Regions from separate parts of the Homo sapiens genome. Here all the other regions are linked to region 2. The links are chromatin loops, found by intact Hi-C in ENCODE. Cell type or tissue: CD4-positive, alpha-beta T cell. All regions are shown on one strand.

What was found. A loop is a pair of places that touch in the nucleus more often than their neighbours do. Peaks named below come from ENCODE experiments on the same cell type or tissue, not always from the same donor. Only the 100,000 strongest peaks of a DNase experiment are listed, where the experiment ranks them.
Region 1: it touches region 2 in a loop (8-fold over the local background); 24 of 110 quality-filtered maps call a loop at or near these places.
Region 3: it touches region 2 in a loop (2.9-fold over the local background); 30 of 110 quality-filtered maps call a loop at or near these places.

The regions. Positions count from the first base shown.
Region 1 is chr15:31,340,455-31,342,954 of GRCh38, reverse strand. The region is part of intron 1 of KLF13 (KLF transcription factor 13); the gene reads right to left. Among named protein-coding and RNA genes, the nearest start is that of KLF13, 15 kb to the right of the region's middle. RefSeq lists enhancers at 1-254, 255-1,066. In CD4-positive, alpha-beta T cell, no CTCF peak of the experiment used is centred here; DNase peaks (open chromatin) are centred at 994, 1,324 and 2,144; H3K4me3 peaks cover 404 bases; H3K27ac peaks cover 1,980 bases.
Region 2 is chr15:31,390,987-31,393,486 of GRCh38, reverse strand. It overlaps LOC105370939 (a long non-coding RNA gene), which reads right to left and starts at 603. Exons shown (of 2, transcript XR_001751466.2): 1 at 1-603. It also overlaps a transcript of KLF13 not described here. RefSeq lists a silencer at 941-990. In CD4-positive, alpha-beta T cell, no CTCF peak of the experiment used is centred here; DNase peaks (open chromatin) are centred at 374 and 1,116; H3K4me3 peaks cover 1,799 bases; H3K27ac peaks cover 642 bases.
Region 3 is chr15:31,199,356-31,201,855 of GRCh38, reverse strand. No RefSeq gene overlaps it. Among named protein-coding and RNA genes, the nearest start is that of LINC02352, 15 kb to the left of the region's middle. In CD4-positive, alpha-beta T cell, a CTCF peak has its summit at 1,024 (motif pointing left); a DNase peak (open chromatin) is centred at 1,005.

The sequences.
Region 1 (2,500 bases), 51 kb after region 2:
CGCCGGGAGAGCGAGGAAGGCCATGCTCTCCTTAGTCACTCCAAATGTTCACCTCCGACCACAGGAAGCGCCTCTATACAACAAAATACACTCACAGGAAGACGGAAATAAAGCAGGAAAGGGGTGCGAAGGCCCAGCTCAGCAGCCAAGAGGCCAGCCTCAAGAAGGCCTCATGCTTCCCTTTAGGAAACAATCCTCATATTTGCAAACATAGAACTGCTGCCCCAAAAAAGAAAGAAAATAAAGAAAAAAATACATATATCCGCAGATGGCCCAAAGCTCATGAAGGCAATTACTCCTGTAAACAAGAAGTGGAATGCCTGTGGAAACGAGCGAAGCCCAGGCGAGACACAAAAATAGCAAACCTAAGTCCTGAGTGGGATTCTCCGGGCTGCTGATGGCTGAGATGCCGACCGCAGCGATGAGCTCGCCCCACTTGAAGGAGCTGTTATGAAGCGATCCAGTGAGGCAAGTTTTGCTGCAAACAGGATTTCTGTTCTCTACTAAAGAGCTGTCAGTTAAGAAACCTGTCATGGTGCCTGGGTCTCAGGAGGGAAGGCGGGGCACCCAGCAGGGCACTGCGTCCCTGGGAGGGCAGCCGGCATCCTCACCCAAGACTGCCCAGTGTGGGGAGTCTCACCCAGAGAATGCCTGGTCTCCGAAAGTCCTTTCCTTGGGGTGGGGTCACTCGGCAGGACTAGCATGGCCACCTGCAGGCACAATCTCTCCTGTCCCTGTAAGACTGCCCAAGACTACTGACACAGGGTGCAGGGCAACTTTCAAGCCCACCTCAGAGAGGTGGACTTGTCCAGAACTGTTCTGATGACTGGTGACTGAGTCTTTCACCTTGAGGTTGAGGTTTCAGTTCATCTACTTCTGCTAATTAAAGAGTCTAGCCAGGTACAGCCTGTTGGTACCTGAGAGGGGTTGGTTACCTGGTAACACGTGAGGCTCACCTGAGACAGGGTCACCACTCCCTAGTCTGAGCATGCCTGATGTCTAGCAACAGGGTCTCCATAGCAACAACAGGATGCTCACAGAAGCTCACAGGCTGTACCACTTTTCTGCAGCCAGTCTGGGTTTATCCAGGAGGATACAGACGCAGAAGCTGAGGCTGGATGCGCCTGGGGCTGGGATGCCAGGAGCATCACCCCACATGCTGTGTCACAGGGTGACTCTGGGAAGGGGGGCTCAGGTCAGGCTGTGAGGATCCTGGAAAGTGACCCAGCACCTGCTTTAAAACAGTAGTTCTGGGCTGGGTGTGGTGGCTCACACCTGGAGTCCCAGCACTTTGGCAGGCTGAGCTGTGAAGATAGTGTGAGCCCAGGAGTTTGAGGCTGTGGTGAGCCATGATCGCACCACTGCACTCCAGCCTGGGTGACAGACTGAGACCCAGCCTCAAAAAAAAAAAAAAAAAGTTCTGAATTGTCCCAGCCTCAAAAAAAAAAAAAAAGATTCTGAATTGTCTATGTGTCTGTTTCTTTTCAAAAGAGAAGACAGCAAACCTGTCTGTTCATTTAGGTACCCATGAACAATACTGCAGGGGGTGAAATTTTGCTCTTGCAAGTTAATCACCACTTACCCGACACACACACGTACACACACGTGAACACACACGCACACACACCCCTCCTACTGGGTGCCTCACCCACATTCTACCCCTCTGCTCCTAGAGGCAGCATGACCAGACCCACTTCACAGTGAAAACCCAGAGATGGGCTCAGCCTGTCCCACTCTGAGGCCAGGGCTCCTCATCACTACACCACAGTGCCTCTGTTTAGATAACAAAGAACCAACAGACAAGAAGGCCTTTCTCTGATGAAAAATAAAACACTGAGAGCCTCCCAAGGAAGGTCATGCAAATACAACATTTGTGGAGTCAAGCTTCCATGAGGCGATCCAATAAGAGAGACACAGCAATGTCTCGGGGCTCCAGGTCCAGAGCCCAAATTGTCAGGATGAACACAGGGCACAGGGGCGCTGGGTCTCCCGTGAAACTCCCAAGTGTGCTCATGTTTTGGACTCCTTTAACACTTTCCAATACTATTTCAATACCTTTGACTTGAGATTTTTTTCTTTTGTTTTTAAGATAGGATCTCCCCGTGTCGCCCAGGTTTGAGTGTAGTGGCAAGATCGTGGCTCACTGCAGCTGCCACCTCCTGGGCTCAAGTGATCCTCCTGCCTGCAGGCTCCTGAGCAGCTGGTACAGGTGTGTGCACCACCATGCCCAGTGGAGTCTCACTATGTTGCCCAAGCTGGTCTCGAACTTCTGGGCTCAAGCAATTCTCCTGCCTCAGCCTCCCAAAGTGCTGGGATTACAGGCATGAGCTACCATGCCCAGCACGAGTTTTTTCTTAAACACTAAAAAAGTATATTTTCCAGGAAAAAAAATCAAATTCTGCATACATCTTTGAAGGGGGTGATGTTAGCAGGACTGTTTCTGCTTTACAAACAGAGAAAGGATGACAAGAAAGGAACTGAGCACCCAGGTGAGGAGGGA
Region 2 (2,500 bases):
GCCCTGGCTCTGAAACCCCCTGGCGGGTGGGTGCATCCTAGGTCTGAGGGGGACGGGGGGGGGACGGGCCGGGGGTGACGGGGTAGGTACTCTTTAGCCGGGTTTAGGGAAGGCCTCTCATGGGGGAGCAGTGGAGGAGAGGCGTGCAGGGAGTGCGCAGCACACCTCCGTCACCTCCATATCTGGACCGGGAAATGCAAAGGCCGAAGGCCGGGCCCGGCGGCTGCTTACTGAACGCTGCATGCCGCTAGGAGGTCCCAGTAGCCCCAGCAGGGTGGGGGCTGGCGGGAAGGTAGGGGCAGGCCGAGTTCTGGGAGAGACGCAGGTGCCAGGTGGGGTGGGATCTAGAGGCCCCTGGAGCAAGAGGGGAAGCCGCTGTGGGTTCTCCTTGGAAAGGGCTCGCGCGCCCGCCTCCAGGCTTGGAGGCTCTCCCAGGCTGCGGTCGGTCTCCGTCCAGGCGGGTATGGTGGGGCTGGAGCGAGCGGTGCTGCACAGTCGTGGAAAGGGGCTCTGCTTTGCAGGTGGAGCCGGCAGAACTTGCCTCCATGCTCTCCAGGCGTAGCGGACCTGGCTGGAGCCGGACAGTGCACCTAGAGCCGTTTCGGACCGGCTCACGGCAGCCGCCTAGACCTCCCGGAAGCGTCGCGGGCGGGGGCGGGGGCGGGGGCGGGGTGGGGGGCAATCACAGAAATGGGTGTGGGGCCCCAGATGGGGCTCCTGGCCCAGCCCCGAGCTGACCCTTGTCTTGGGCCGGTGCAGGACCCCCATTGTTAAAATACCGCGAGCAGACTCTACTGAATTTCCAAAACGTCACCCAAGTCACTGGCTCCTTCCTCCGAGCTATTTCTAGGGCGGACCCCCAGGACAGGCCTGAGGGGTCAGGGAGGAAGAGCCGAGTCCCGTGGACACCCTGCAGGCCCCTTCAGGGGCGGGACAGTCGCGCGCGTAGAGGACCCAGGATGCGCCGTCAGGGTCCTGAGGAGCGCAGGGGACCCGGGGGAAAAGGACGCGGGTGAGAGCTGGGAGAGCAGGGCGGGGCCACATCAGGAGGGGCGTGGCCTGGGCGGCTCGAGGCTCAGCACCGCCGCCCCGTCCCCGCGACCCGTGACTCGGCGCCCCAGCCCGCGGCCAAAGAGGTGGCGTCTACCCCAGTCTCACTGATAGTCGCTGCCCGCGGTACATGAGCTCACGTGAGGAGAAGAAACTTAGAATGACAGAGTGCAAAGCACAGTGACAATCCTTATCGTTCTCTCCCGGACCACAGCATCATCCTTGTGTCATCTGAGCTCGCCGTGGGCTGGGGGAATCGCAGTGGGCAGAGGGCGCTGCGAAGTGGAGACGACGTACTGCGGCGGCCGCGAGGGCCTGGGGCTGGCCGGGGTCCGAGGGGGATGGAGACCGCGACCCGGGGGTCGGGGGCGAGTGGGCAGCTGGCGGGTCTGGCCGCTCGCTTCGGAGGCAGTGAATGGCCCGGCCGGGCTCGGCGCCCGCCCAGCCGAGGGCTCCCCCGCCTCCGGCCCAGCCGTCCCGGCTGCCCTCCGAACGCGGCAGTCCGCGCAGGAATCCTCTGCCTTCCCGGGGCCTTCACAGATCCTCCCCCGGGCCGGCAGTTCACGAATTCCAGGAACTTACTAGAGCCTGGGAAGCCCGGGAAGCGCCTCCCGCCGGGCTCCGCCTCCCCCAACCCAACTCCGCGGACTCCTCGAGGGCTCCTGACTGCCTGAGGAGCGCAGTAACACCCAGCCCACACAGCCCCACACAGCCCCCCACAGCCCCCCTACAGAGCCCCCACACAGCCCCCCAACAGTGCACCTAGAGCCGTTTCGGACCGGCCCACGGCAGCCGCCTAGACCTCCCGGAAGCGTCGGGGGCGGGGGCGGGGGCGGGGTGGGGGGCAATCCCAGAAATGGGTGTGGGGCCCCAGATGGGGCTCCTGGCCCAGCCCCGAGCTGACCCTTGTCTTGGGCCGGTGCAGGGCCCCCATTGTTAAAATGCGGCGAGCAGACTCCACTGAATTTCCAAAACGTGGAGTTTTGGAAATTTGGAGCACAGCCCCCCAACAGAGATCCCCCCTCCACAGCCCTACAGCCCCACAAACCCAGCCCCCACAGACCCCACACCCAGGTCCCCGCACTCAGCCCCGCACAGCCCCACAACCCCGACACCCACAGCCCCACACAGCCTACACAGTTCCACACCCAGCCCCCTTCAGCCCCCCACAGCCCAACACCCAGCACCCACCCCCACAGCCTCCTCAGCCCTATACCCAGCCCCCCCACAGGACCACAGAGCACCCCCAGAGGCCCACACAACCCCCTCAGCCCTACAGAGTTCCCCAGAGACCCTCACAGCCCCCTCAGCCCCACACAGCCCCCCCACACTCCCCCACATTATCCACCCCCGCCATAGTCCCCACAGCCCTCCACCCCATAGAGAAGCCCCATGCAGTTGAGAATGTACATCCTTTCCTGACTCAACAGCCTAGTAAGGGTCAGGACAA
Region 3 (2,500 bases), 190 kb after region 2:
AGGGCCAATACCTGAACCTCAGGGCATCAGCTCTGACCCAAGGGTGAGCCCCAGAGGCAGTCAGCTCTTGGGGGCAGCAGGAGGAACCAAGAAAAGAGGCAGGCGTAGCTCATATCCAGCCTTCCAGAAGGTTCCACCGTGTAGGAGGAGTGGCTGAGGGGCCGTACTGTGGTGTCAGCCGCCGTTATTTCTAACAAATTCATGCTTCAGCAACCAAACAGAAAGTGCTCACAGCTCACTGCTGGGTGGATTTTGTTCTTGGTCGGATATGATAACCTGGCACCTAGGGGTTCCAAGAGCATGGGGGAGACAACCAAACCAGCCGCCAGCCTAGAACCTGTGTGTGTGAGGGAGGATCTGGGGCAGGGTGGAGAGGGTGAGAGGACAGCTAAAAGTAGGGGATAGCAGGGGGTGGAGGCGCGCAAGCTGGAGCAGGGACAGAGCAGGCAGGCAGGGGAAGGGGATTGGGCCCAGGAATGCTGTCCTGCCGCCATCCAGAGTCAGACCCATAGTCAGGACCCCTGCACCTCACCACACCCGGTTCCTGGACCCTCGGAGGCTCAACAGCACTGGTCCCAAAAGAGAAGGGGCCTGGGGCAGTCAGAACGTGAGAGAAGTGGCAGTGCTTGGTGCCCAGAAGAGCAGCCAGGTCTGAGGCCCGGGGTCCCGCTGGGTTCTGAAAAGTCCCAGTAATAGGACCCGGGGCAAGTCATCTAATCCCCGCGGCTCAGGGGTCAGGCGGCACAGCCAGCACCTCCTGTATGTGGAAGCCGAGGCCCAGGACAAGCACCCCGTGGAGCCCGACTCGCCAGGGCTGAGCCAGGGCTTCAGGGCCTTCTCCCGCCCTGCAAGCCTACTACTTCGCTGCCTGAAGTCAGCTCCCAGGCTCCTTCTTCCCCAGCAGGCCCTGGAGGGAAGGCTGTCCTGGAGAGGTACTGGCTCCTTCTTTCAACTTGCCGTGCTGACTTGCTGAGATTTGCCAGAAAGTGGCTGACGGTCCCCACCTGCTGGTGACGGCGTGGGTGGATGGGAGGCCCTCCGTGATTCAGGAGCACCAGCCGGCTCCTTGACAAGCTGGGCCATGGCCACCGCTACCTCCTCCTCTTCCTCCTCCTCTTTCTGAGCTCTGGTGGAGTCACTACTCTCTCCTCTTTGAATCTTTTTGATTCACTGATTACAACACACACACACACACACACACACACACATACACACACACTTGCTCTCTCTATCCCTAAAAAAGAAACCAATGGCAATTTCTGCTCAGTGTGCACTGCTGGTCAGTGACCAGCTCCTTACTGGAAAGAAAACTCCAAGAAGCCTGATCCTGTTTTGCTTCTGGGTGTTCCAGGATGAGCTGACACGTGGGAAGAGGTCTCAAGGGCAGGGTGCCCTGGCCCTGAGGACCAGCCACAGCGTGGAGGGGATGAGACTTGCTGCTGCACCCCGTCCTTGGAGTCTCTGCCAGGAAAGTGAGGGGCCATGGGGAGCTAATGATATTCCCTCCACATCGTTTCCCCCCCCAGGACACCCTCCCCACCAGAGGCTCCTTGCAGCCAGTTAGGAAAGTCCATCACAAGTTCAGTAACGTCTCCAGTTCGGGGACTCCTGGGTCCCTGACACAAGGACAAGAAGTTGAAACAAGGGTGTCACAGACACGGGTTTGGAGTCAATGGGTGGGGGATGAGGCTGTGAGAGGTCAAGAAAGGAGGAAGACCAGTGGGAAGACCAAGGTCTCCTGGAAGGCCCTGGCTAGAATTTGAGCTCAGTCCACACTCACAAGGCCACTCCCTCTCCCTCTTCCCTGAGCTCTGCCTCCCTTGCCTGTCTCCATTTTCCACCCCTTGATTTGGCCCCAGGGCTTATTCATGACCTTGACAAAGGGCAGTTTCTAGGGACAGGAGACTTCAGAAGCTCACACAAAGCAGTGGAGAAAAGAAGGACGGGAAGGCAGCAGGGCAGGGCAAGCGAGCAGGAAGGGGTGGAGGAGTGGGCCAACTTGGGAGGATGGCCTGGCTTCCAGAGAGCCTGGGCACCACTGCTGTTTTGTTTGAAACGTTGAAGACTTGGAGCAAGTTTGGAAGTGAGCGGAGGCCAGGCACAGTGGCTCATGCCTGTAATCCCAGCACTCTGGGAGGCCAAGGCAGGTGGATCACCAGAGGTCAGGAGTTCAAGACCAGCCTGTCCAACATAGTGAAACTCCATCTGTACTAAAAATACAAAAAAAAAAAAAAAAAAAAAAAAATTAGCCAGGCATGGAGGCACATGCCTGTAATCCCAGCTACTCGGGAGTCTGAGGCAGGATAATCGCTTGAACCAGGGAAGCAGAAACTTCAGTGAGCCGAGATCGTGCCACTGCACTTCAGCCTGGGTGACAGAGTGAGACTGTCAAAAAAAGAAAGAAAAAAGAAAGAAAGAAAGAAGAAAGAAAGAGGAAGGAAGGAGAGAAAGAAAGAAAGAAAGAAAGAGGAAGGAAGGAGAGAGAGAAAGAAAGAAAGAA